Linked DNA regions of Homo sapiens: region 2 is linked to region 1. The links are chromatin contacts, found by Hi-C or POLR2A ChIA-PET in ENCODE. All regions are on one chromosome and are shown on one strand. The core of a region is the stretch at or near the end of the contact, and the rest is flanking DNA. Distances in the headings are between cores, read along the strand shown.

Region 1 (5,423 bases), core at 1,177-3,676:
GAGGTTACATATCTCAGGGCACTTAACAGATATCATCAAATGAAAGAATAAACAGTGTGTGGGAGAGGCAGTAGGTGATTCTTCATCAATTCCTGGATGAAAAATTAGGAGATAATGAACTCCGAACAGGCAGCCTAATGAGAATGGCTCAAGCAACAGGACATAGAGAGGGAGTTAGGTTAGACATGGGGTTCTTGGGAATTTTCACCTCGTGGGGGGGCGGGGGGGTCGTGCAGCTGTTGTCAGTGGGAAAGGGAAAAAGGAAAAGGCTGAGTTTGGAAGGCAGGGAGGGAGGAGACAATGTGAGTCAGTGAAAAAGGGCCCTTAGAATGACAAGTCTGGACCAGAGAGAGGCTAAGACTGAAAATACAAGTTGGGTAACCACTGGCATACAGATGGCAGTTCAGGCTTGGGCACTGCCCACCAGAGCCTCAGCATGAAGAGAAGAGGGGGAGGCTGGCCACCACCTCCCTCTAGGTAATCGTCATCCTGATGCTGAGCTCCTGAAAACAGGCTCTTTCACTCGCCCCATCTCTTGCTCTTGATTGCAACCCGGCATTCAGGAGGCACCCTGTAATATCTGTGGAGTGACCGACAACACAGCGCCAGGGCACTGAGAAGATCCCAGGGCGCCAGGGACTGGTTCTACAAGGGTGCCCCTCCCGGTCCCCTCCAGCGCGCCGCCAGAGCTGCCAGTCTTGGCTGCTACACGGGAGGCAGCCTCATTATGCAGCTCTCACCTCTTAAATTAGTTCATGCTCTCACATTAGGTGTAATCACAGCTTGCAACGCTTTCTGGGGATGTCTCAGAAAGATCTGAGTTGAAAAAATATTTTTGTGTCATTTTAATTTAAAGTAAAATTGCTGCTTCTTCCCCGCCCCTTTCTTTCCTCCTGGCCCACCCAGCGACCCTGGCCGGCCGTGCTCAACGGGGGCGGGGGTCGGAGGTGAGATTTCCTCCACATAATTCCTTAAACAGCTATCAACTAAGTCTCAAAGAAAAAAAAAAGAGATCTAGAAGCAGAGACGTGGCTGCTGGCGATCCCAAAGCTGGTGTTCGCTCTTGGGGGAGAGCGTACCCTGGGGGAGGCCGGGAGGCCGGGCCAGAGGCTAGCCCAGAGGCAGAGGGCAGGAGCGCTCAGCCGGCGCCCCGCGTCTCTCCAGCTCCCGACGCTGCGCTGGCTCCGCTGAGCACGCCAGGATCAAGGTCGCCTGGTGGGGACCGGAGCGCCAGGAGCCTGTGGGAAGCGTTCCAGCCGGCCTCTGACTGGGATCCGGCGCCGCGTTTCTGCTTTGGACTTGACTGACAGGTCCCCCCGCCCTCCCGCCGCCCTACTACCAGCCTGGGTTCATCCTTCAGGGCTACGTCTACCGCACCCGGGCTGGAAAGCCTGGAGCGCGCCCTTCCTCTCCTCATCTTCTCAGCTCTCCTTTCTCCCTGCCACTTGGCAAAGCTGCATTTTGACTTTCACGTTTTGGACTACGTGTGTGTAGTTCCAAGTCCATGCGTGGCACGAAAATCCACTTAGGGTAAAAATTATTCTCGAAAAATCGCCCATCTCAGGATCTGGTGTCTACACTCAAGGCTAGGAGGTGCAGGTACGGGTGCGTAAAGCATGCCGTAAGGGTGCACAGTAAATAAAAAGTACGGATGCAAAATGTAAATTTTAAGTGCAAAACAGAAAAGCAGTACTCGTTGCCGCCCCGCACGCTGGGTTTTAAGGGGCACGAAGGTGGGCCTCGGCTGCTTTTGCTCAGCCCCGCGTCCTCAGCGCCCGGCCCAGTACCCGGTACTCCGTAGGGGTTCAATGATCTCCCCTGAATAAGTGAACGAATTAACAAATGAATGAATGACCGCTCGATCCGACCTCCGCGGCCGGCAGAGCAGTCGCTGGAGAGGCGGGAGAGAGCGAGAGGCCAAGCTCCACCATCGCGGCCGCCGGCTGGGGCAGAGGGACACGGAGACACTCGGCGCCCCGGCTCCGCACCGAGTCCCCGCGGTGAGTGCCCGCCCAGCAGCTCCCGGGCACCACGTGCGCCCGCCAGAGCCGCGCAGGCCCCGCCCCGCCGCGCGCGCACGCGCCCTGCACCCCGGCCGCCGGGACCCTGAGCCAGGCTCGCCCAGCGCGCCGGCTGCCCTCGCGCCCGCGCCCGCTGGGGGGCGCTCCCCTCCCAACGGGCGCGCCCACAGGCGGGCAGGCGACTCGCAGCCTCCAGCGATTCCACTCCCGACCCCGGGGCGCGCCGCCTCCTACCTGAGGGCCGACGAGTGGGGGCGGGCAGGAGGGCCGAGGGAGGCGGAACAGGATCGAGGCGCGAGGCGGGAGTCGAGAAAGCGAGCGGCCGAGGCGACTCTCAGTGCGCGGACGCGGGCGCGCGCCCGCGCTCCCTTCGTCGACTCACGGCGAGAGCCCAACCCTGCTGCCGCGCGCCACCCGCCTCGCCGCGCCTAATAACAACGGCGCCCGGGGTCAGGTGGCCGAGCGCGGACAGCGCCGCCATTGGCTCGGTGGGGAGCGCGGCGCGTCAGGATTGGCTGGGGGGCGTGGCCTCGGCCGGGGCGGGGGCAGGGCCTCGGAGGGAGGCGGGCCGGGAGGCGGCGGGGGCGGGGCCAGGCCGAGGTCCGCGCCTTTGTGCCCGGCGCGCGCTCTCCGCCCGCTCCGGCTGCAGCGCCGGCTGCATCAATAATTCAGAGCGGCGGCGGCGGCGGCAGCGGCGGGTGCGGGCAGGAGGCGGCGGCAGCAGCGGGACCGAGCAGCAGCGGCTATGCATCCAAGTGCGGCTGGGCAGCCGCGGCACCCCTGAGGCCCGGGAGGGGCTCCGGGAACACAGCGCGGAGGGGACGCTAGTCGCGGAGGGGACGCTAGTCCCGGAGTGCGAGGAAGAGGTGTAGTGTCCAGAGCGGCGGCGGCGGAGCTGCGCACGGAGCTGAGGAGGGGGCTTCGGAGCGGGACTGGGACGGGGGGGGCGGCTGGCGCGAGCAGCCCTGGGGGTGGGGGGCGGGGTGGGCGCCGGCGGCGCGATGCTGGGCGTCCTGGAGCTGCTGCTGCTGGGGGCTGCGTGGCTGGCGGGCCCGGCCCGCGGGCAGAATGAGACGGAGCCCATCGTGCTGGAGGGCAAGTGCCTGGTGGTGTGCGACTCCAACCCCACGTCCGACCCCACGGGCACTGCCCTGGGCATCTCTGTGCGCTCTGGCAGCGCCAAGGTGGCTTTCTCTGCCATCAGGAGCACCAACCACGAGCCGTCCGAGATGAGTAATCGCACCATGATCATCTACTTCGACCAGGTGAGTGTTCCTTCCTCCCGCGGCGTGCAGATTGGGCTGGTGAAGGAGGGATGGATGGAAGACCGATGCCCGGTCCTCTCCAAGGGCTCTGCGGAGGCGCGGGGACGACAGTCCGGGACCGATTCCTGCCCACTCCCCTTCGTTCCCGTCTCGTTATAGGTACTAGTGAACATTGGGAACAACTTTGATTCAGAACGCAGCACTTTCATCGCCCCGCGCAAAGGGATCTACAGTTTTAACTTCCACGTGGTAAAAGTCTACAACAGACAAACCATACAGGTCAGCCGACGCCTCGTGCCGGGCCCTGGCCCCGTAGGGGGGTTACTGGCCTCAGGGGTGCTCGGGCTGTCCGGAGGTGGTAGGCAGAAGTGGCGGCTGCATGTACTTCGGGCTGCTTGGAGGGACAGATAGCGGGGCCTCTCAGTTCTGTGGCTTCAACTGTCCTCTGCTTTCCCTGTCTCTGGCTCTTGGGATCCAGCCCCATCCCCCGAGAGACAGAATTTTCTGCTTCTGCCTTCCGGGCCTCTCCGAAGGGTTCCCTGGATTTCAGGGACTTCCTTGTAACGGCTGTTGTTAGCGCCCCAGACAGCTGCCGCTTGGGAAGCCTTCCCGGACTCCCCAGGAAGCACCGCGACAGTACACCCTACCCCTTGCCCCGGCTCAGAAGCCTGCGATGCGGCTTGCGTGCTTGTCTTCAGCACCACGGACGGGGCCCCCGTTTTCTCCCACTTGTCCCCAATCCCCACCCCGTGCGGACTGTGGGTTTTTGAGCTAGCAGCATTTAGCCCCGGAGGGTGAGGGGTAGAGAGAGGAGGGAGGGAGGGGGCGTAGTGCTACTCTCTCCCGGCTCCAGCCGTGTCCCAGCAATCACTCGCCGGCTCTCCGGGTCCCCAAAGATGTCCAGGTTTCCCTTGGGCGCCGAGAGAGGTGGGACGCACAGCTGGGGAGAGGGCGCGAGGCCCTTGGCTGACGGTGCCACCACAGGGGCAAAACCAGGCGGTGGCGGGCGCGGCTGGATGGGGGAGGGAATTGAGCCCGTGGTTTGGGGAGGAAATACATTGTGCCGCTCGGTGCGAGACTTCTAATCACAAATCACAGTGGCTTCTCCACTGTGTCCTGGCAGCTGGGTCCAGGAGGGATCAGGGGCTTTTTGTTTGTTCGTTTTTGTTTTTCCGGTAGCGCCAGAAGGAGCCTGAGTTGCTGGGTTTTTTTTGTTTGTTGTTTGTTTTTTGAGGCTGAGGGGAAACGGGAGAGAGGTCAAAGGTCTCAGGGCGCTAGAGCCACCTCATGGGTTTATTAAATTGGATCACAGAGCACAGTCGAGATTCGCTTGGCGCGCTCATTTGAGAAACTGGAATAAGAGCAACTCCCGTTTTGGGGACAGGCCCTTCCTGTCACCCAGATGTGTGGTCTTTCGCCCCACTGGAGCCTCAGCAGTAAGCTGCAAAGCCCCTTTTCCTCCATTCGCCCCCCCCACCCCCCACCTCTCCGTGCTTCCAGGCCTTACAGGCTGTTAGCCAAGCAAGGAGGAGGTTCGCTCCACCGCGGCTTCGGTGCCTGCCTAGGTTGCGCCTCTGAAGCGGGCCTTTCTCTTTCTCAGGTGAGCCTCATGCTAAACGGGTGGCCGGTGATTTCAGCCTTCGCTGGTGACCAGGACGTGACCCGGGAGGCCGCCAGCAACGGAGTCCTAATCCAAATGGAGAAAGGCGACCGAGCATACCTCAAGCTGGAGCGGGGAAACTTGATGGGGGGCTGGAAGTACTCGACCTTCTCCGGATTCCTGGTGTTTCCTCTCTGACTGGCTCGTAGCCGGAAGGGAGGCAGGGAGAGGGCGAAGGCAGGAAGGGGAGTGAGAAAGAGGCTGAAATTAAGAGGGCGAGAAAGCAGCACGACTTGAAACTTCCTACATGTTCTCTAACTGTATCTGGGTAAAAAGGTGCGCGCCAGCTGTGGGACAACTTTGTCCATTTCCTTATTAGGAGAAATAAATTTCGCTTAGCTCTGCGCACTCCCATTTCCAAAAATAAACTCGCCTCCCCCATTCCAGTTGCAGTAATCAAGAAAGAGACTGCCTTGTCATTGTTTCTTATCCCCCAACTTCATGTTCCCTGCAATTTATTTAAAGAAACTTTGTATT
Region 2 (5,184 bases), core at 2,522-5,021, 900 kb after region 1:
TGTTGCCCAGGCTGGAGTGCAGTGGTGTGATCTCTGCTCACTGCAACCTCCACCTCCTGGGTTCAAGTGATTGTCCTGCCTCAGCCTCCCGAGTAGCTGAGATTACAGGCATCCACCACCACACCTGGCTAATTTTTGTAGTTTTAGTAGAGACGAAGTTTCACCATGTTGGCCAGGCTGGTCTCCAAATCCTGACCTCAGGTGATCTGCAGGCATTGGCCTCCTAAAGTGCTGGGATTACAGGCGTGAGCCACCGTGCCCGGCTCTAACTTCTTGAAAAATGTGATGCCTAGCATGTAACCTTTTTCCTAAAGAAACTTGATTATATTGAAGGAAAACTACAGTTATGGGCGAACTCATTTCCCAACCACTTGGGCTTTTGGGAACTTCCTTCAGCTACTTCCTGTTTCATTCTTGGATGCTCATGTTGTGTCTCTAACTTCTCCACCATGTCCAGGAAAATTTGTTTGGGATACTGTTTAACACATTCACCAACCTCAGACAGTGACTGGCAACAGGTGTGTCTGATAAAGAAAACATTGTTTCTGCTCTGCTGTAGGCATGTCTGACAAGTTGGGGACCTGCTTTCCTTTGCAAAGCTTATAGGAGTCTATTTGGGAGGGAGGAACCGCCTTCCAGTTTCCAGGCTGAAAAAGATTCTGTTTCGCTACCAGCAGAGCCAGGCTTGGAAGGGAATGCTAATATGTTTCCAGACCTATCCACCTAAGCTGAATGACAAATGGGTATCAGTGGTTTAATGTAAGAGGAGATAGCTATAGTTTCCTGGGCAAGAGACATCTGTGATTGCCTGGAAACAAACACAGCCCATCGGTGATTCAATAGATGGGTTTGGTCTTGTGAACTGGTCTATTGTAAAATAACTATATTGACATGAAGACACTTGGAAATCATCTGTTCAGTCTTAACTAGTTTAGCCAACTTTGACAGCATTATCTGAGAGGCTGAGGCACAAGAATCGCTTGAACCCAGGAGATGGAGGTTGCAGTGAGCCGAGATTACAAAATAAATAAATAAATAAATATCAATTTAATATAAATTCATAGCAAAACCCCCAAATAAAGATACTCTCATCAGTGCCTGTTTTATTTATTCATTTATTTTTATGTTTTTAGAGATGGAGTGTCCCTCTGTCACCCAGATGGGAGTGCAGGGGCACAATCATAGCTCACTATGGCCTCAAATTCCCAGGTTCAAGCAATCCTCTCATTTTGGCCTCCTGATTAGATGAGATTACAGGCGCACACCACCCTGCCGGGCTAATTTTTAAACTTTTTATAGGGACGGGGTCTTGCTATGTTCTTAGGTTGGTCTGGAACTTCTGGGCCTCAAGCGATCCTCTTGCCTTGGCCTCCCAAAGTGCTGGGATTACAGGTGTGAGCCACCGTGCCTGGCCAGTGCCTGTTTTATTCATAAGAGGAAAGTAATTTACATCACTGGTACCTTAACTACGGGCCAGATGCAGGACCAGAGCGTTATGTTCCATTGCAATAGATGGAATTACCATTTGATGTGATTTGAGGGGACCAGGAAGGCTCCCTATCCAGATGTGGCCTGAAAATATTTGTCACCGTTACTGAAATCCCATCAATTGGAGGATTATTTGGATAGGCTTTACAGTTTACAAAATGCTTTTCTATGGATAAACTGTCAAGGAAGCAGAGTCAACTCCCTGTTCAGAAAAGGTGCTTAGTTACCCCCACAGTGGAGCTATTTTCTTTCAAATGGAAGGTACATTTTTTTGAGAGGGGGAGTAAATTAAATTTATAATGGTGATGTTTATGTCCCACCCATAGCTACCACCCAGAATTAACCAAATCAGATTGAGCCCCGCCCAAATCTAGGTAGGAATTCTCAGAGATGGAATTAACCCGATTAAATTTGTTTTGTATAAAAGGGAAGTGGGGAAAGTAAGAAGTAACTTGGACTCTTCTAGAGGAGAGCAGGCACAAACTAAGCCAAGAAAAGCACGTTTGAGAATTCCAGAGGCAGAAGTTGCTTCTGGGTGCCTGACGTCAACGATCCAGCACTTCAAGACTGGTGTGCGGCATCCTCAGGGGACACTGTGTCCTGGGCACCCCTGCAGTTTAAGAGAATCCACTAGTTTATAAGGTAAGTCCTCGACTGTCAGCAGTGGGCCAGAGACAGACTGTTATTTTCAGATGGACAAATGCTGTTGGGTAGAGGAAGGGATGCGGGATAAGGAGGACAAAATCTGACTTTGGCAAAGCCGGGTGTTTAGAACTTTAATCGCCACGTTGGCAAGTTCTCTCTTAGTCCGTATCCATTTCACTGCTTGCAGAGCGGCCCAGGGGTTCTGGGGGCGAGAAACACATCTCACCCCAGAGCTGCTCCTCGCCCAGGACAGAACTCCTCTGCCCTTCACGACCAGGTCAAGGCCACATGGCTATGCCAAGCACATAGTCTGTAAAAATGGAAAATTTACCTCTAAACTGAAGTGAACCGAACTCTATTGACCTTCCCGTGTACTGAGGAGCTATAACTTCTCCCCAAAAATGTGAAAGTAAAATTGCAGTTTAAATCATGTAATTAGGAATACTGTAAACTAGTGTTTTGCACATATAAACTTTATCATACACTGGGAATTTGTACATACGTGCCCGGTATGGGATTTTTCTATTTTTATTTTTATTTTTTTGAGACAGAGTCTCGCTCTGTTGTCCAGGCTGGAGTGCAATGGCCTGATCTCTGCCTCACTGCAACCTCTGCCTCCCGGGTTCAAGCGATTCTCCTGCCTCAGCCTCCGAGTAGCTGGGACTACAGGCGTGCACCACCACGCCCGGCTAATTTTTGTATTTTTAGTAGAGATAGGGTTTCACCATGTTGGCCAGGCTACTCTCGAACTCCTGACCTCAGGTAATCCATCGGCCTCGGCCTCCCTAAGTGCTGGGATTACAGGCGTGAGCCACCGCGTCCGGACGGAATACCATTTTAATAGATCTTACATGGAATTCCAGTTAGGGCTTGTAAATGTCTCAGATGCTTGCTTCTGCTCATAGCACCCATCAAAGAATTGCAAGTGATGTTTTCCTTTTATTATTTCAAGAAGTGGAATGCAGAGTCCCTAATTAGGGACTTTCCAGATGAGCATGGACACAGGAAAACGCGTGCTTCCCCATTACCCACTTTTCAGCTGAAACAAGCTTTTGAAGCTCGTCCCGCTGTTGCTGAGGAGCGGCTCAACCTCGGGAGAGGCTGGGACTCTCTTTAGGGGTGGGGTCCCGGTCGGCGGGCAGGGCAGCCGCTTTTTCTTTGGGACTGAGTGGAGTTGGGAAGGATCCGTGGAGGCGCTGGGCTAAATCAGCAGACAAAACAAGGGGGAGGGCACAAGGCCGCGGCGGCGGCCAGCCTGGGGCTCGCATCCCGCTGGGCGACCCCTCCGGCCGGAGCCGGGGGGGTCACGCGGCCCCGGAACAAAGCGCCGCGGGAGGAGCTGCCCTGAGCCGACGGGCAAGCGCTAGCTTCTCGCGGGCCAGAGCGCCACGTGCCAGGATCCGTTGAATGCGCGGTGCACGGGCGCAGCAACGGTAGCCGAGTAGCCCCCGCACCTACTGCCGCCTTTGGAGACCCGCACAGCTACGCCCGCGGAGGCCGCCGCCGGCCGCGCCAACGCCTGTGCGCCTGCGCGCCCGCGAAAGCCCCGCCCCCCCAGGCTCCCAGCGCGCGGGGCCGCGCCTCCTCATGGCCGCCGCCGCAGTGTGTGGTATTTAGCGGGGGCGCGCGGCGGGCTCGAGGACGCGCGAAACGGCGGCGGCGGCGGCGGCCAGGGGGGAGCCGGGGCGGCCGTTGCGGGGCGCGCTCTCGAGAGGCGGCGGCGGCCCAGGGTGTCCCGTCGGTCTCGGCGCCGGGAAGAGGCGGTGGCGCTGCCCGCGGTGGCGGGGGTTGGCGACGGAGCGCGTTGGTGCCAGGACCGGGGTCCGAGGCGCGCTCTCCGCCCACAGGTAAGTGGGGCCCGGCCTGAGGGAGGAGCCGGCGGCGAGGGGCTCTCCGACAGGCGGGCGCCCAGGCCCGGTAATGGCGGAGGGCGGGAAGGGCGGCCCGGCCGGGGCGCGGGCAGTAGTCGGCGCGGCGGCGCCTTTGTCTCGGCCGGAGTCGGGCCGCCCGGTCGAGCGCCGCCCCCCGCCCCTCCCCTGCCTTCAGCCTTCGCAAGCCGGCTCGCCCCCGCCCCTGGAGCCCCGGGCCCGGCGGGGTGGCGGCGGGGGTCGGCCCCGCGCGGCCGGGCCGAGGGCGGGGGAAGGGCCTCGGCGGCGGCCCGGCCCCCGCGCGCCCGGGAGGCGGGCCCGGCCGGGGGTGGCGCCCGGCGCGCCCCGCGCCCTCGTGCCGGCCTTTGTTGTGGAGGGTCCCGGGGTGTGCGGCCAACATGGCGGAGGTCAGCTGAGTGCGGGCAGCTGCCGGGGCCCTGCCCTCCCTCCCCCTCCTCCCCGCGGCGCCCGGAGGCCCGGGCCGCACCGCGCCGCTCGGCGGGCCTCGGCCTCCGCTCTCTGCCCCCGACCCCCGGCTGGAGCCGTCCGGGACGGGGCTGCGCTCTTCCTGCCGCTTCGGCCGGAGGCTTCATTGTGCAGTGGGAAGAATGCAGCCTCCTCCCTTGTTTATGTCGTTAGAGAGGAGAGCGCGTGAACGGCGTGCCGGGGAAGCTCTAGCTTATTATAAACCTGGCATTTCCTAGGGTTCATTTGCCGGGTAGTTTGGGGTCCTTTCTTAACTCTCCCAAATTTATAACTTAAAGTGAATAACCTGGGCCACTCCGATGCGTAGGTTCGTTTTCGCTGTCTGCCCGTTCCTGGAAAGATACATAATTTGTTTGCTCGGACATTCAGAAAAGTCCAGCTTGGGTGTTCGGAAAATCAGATTGTGTGTACTTCTTTTGCCAAAGTCATAGAGGCCATAAACAAACAGAGAGACATGGATACTGGATATGGGACGGTGTTCTGACTGTCCCTTCCTAGCAGTTGAGCATTTACCTTTGCTTATAGCGGCTGTCAAGGGTAAATTGTTAACTCTTCAGCAGTTGGATGTTGAGAGCACGGGCTGTGAAGTCCGACTGTCTGCTTTGGGTCAAATCCTGCTCCACTGGTTTGTGACCTTGGGCAGATACTTCTCTGTGCTTCGCTTTCCTTATCTGCAAAATGGGTGTAACGACAGTAT

What was found. Hi-C counts contacts between places; a loop is a spot of excess contacts on that map. ChIA-PET counts read pairs that join two places held with the same protein, here RNA polymerase II (POLR2A). Pooled maps may share reads with other maps.
Region 2: a map of dorsolateral prefrontal cortex shows a loop between it and region 1 (8-fold over the local background). The contact joins the promoter of SIAH1 here to the promoter of SYNAGE in region 1. A Hi-C loop is called at or near these places in 2 of 168 maps with a recorded cell type or tissue (OCI-LY7 and dorsolateral prefrontal cortex), 3 of 37 single-sample maps with no recorded cell type and 8 of 50 pooled maps. POLR2A ChIA-PET finds 5 or more read pairs at or near these places in 1 of 52 experiments (WTC11).

Annotation. Positions count from the first base shown.
Region 1 is chr16:49,279,065-49,284,487 of GRCh38, reverse strand. It overlaps SYNAGE (synapse stability regulating cerebellar lncRNA), which reads right to left and starts at 2,426. Exons shown (of 4, transcript XR_933530.4): 1 at 2,256-2,426. It overlaps CBLN1 (cerebellin 1 precursor), which reads left to right and starts at 2,650. Exons shown (of 3, transcript NM_004352.4): 1 at 2,650-3,286; 2 at 3,446-3,565; 3 at 4,887-5,423. The coding sequence starts at 3,023. The coding sequence ends at 5,084. RefSeq lists silencers at 1,997-2,096, 2,467-2,576 and an enhancer at 2,929-3,546.
Region 2 is chr16:48,384,000-48,389,183 of GRCh38, reverse strand. It overlaps SIAH1 (siah E3 ubiquitin protein ligase 1), which reads left to right and starts at 3,771. Exons shown (of 2, transcript NM_003031.4): 1 at 3,771-3,980. RefSeq lists silencers at 3,343-4,162, 4,263-4,332, 4,423-4,692.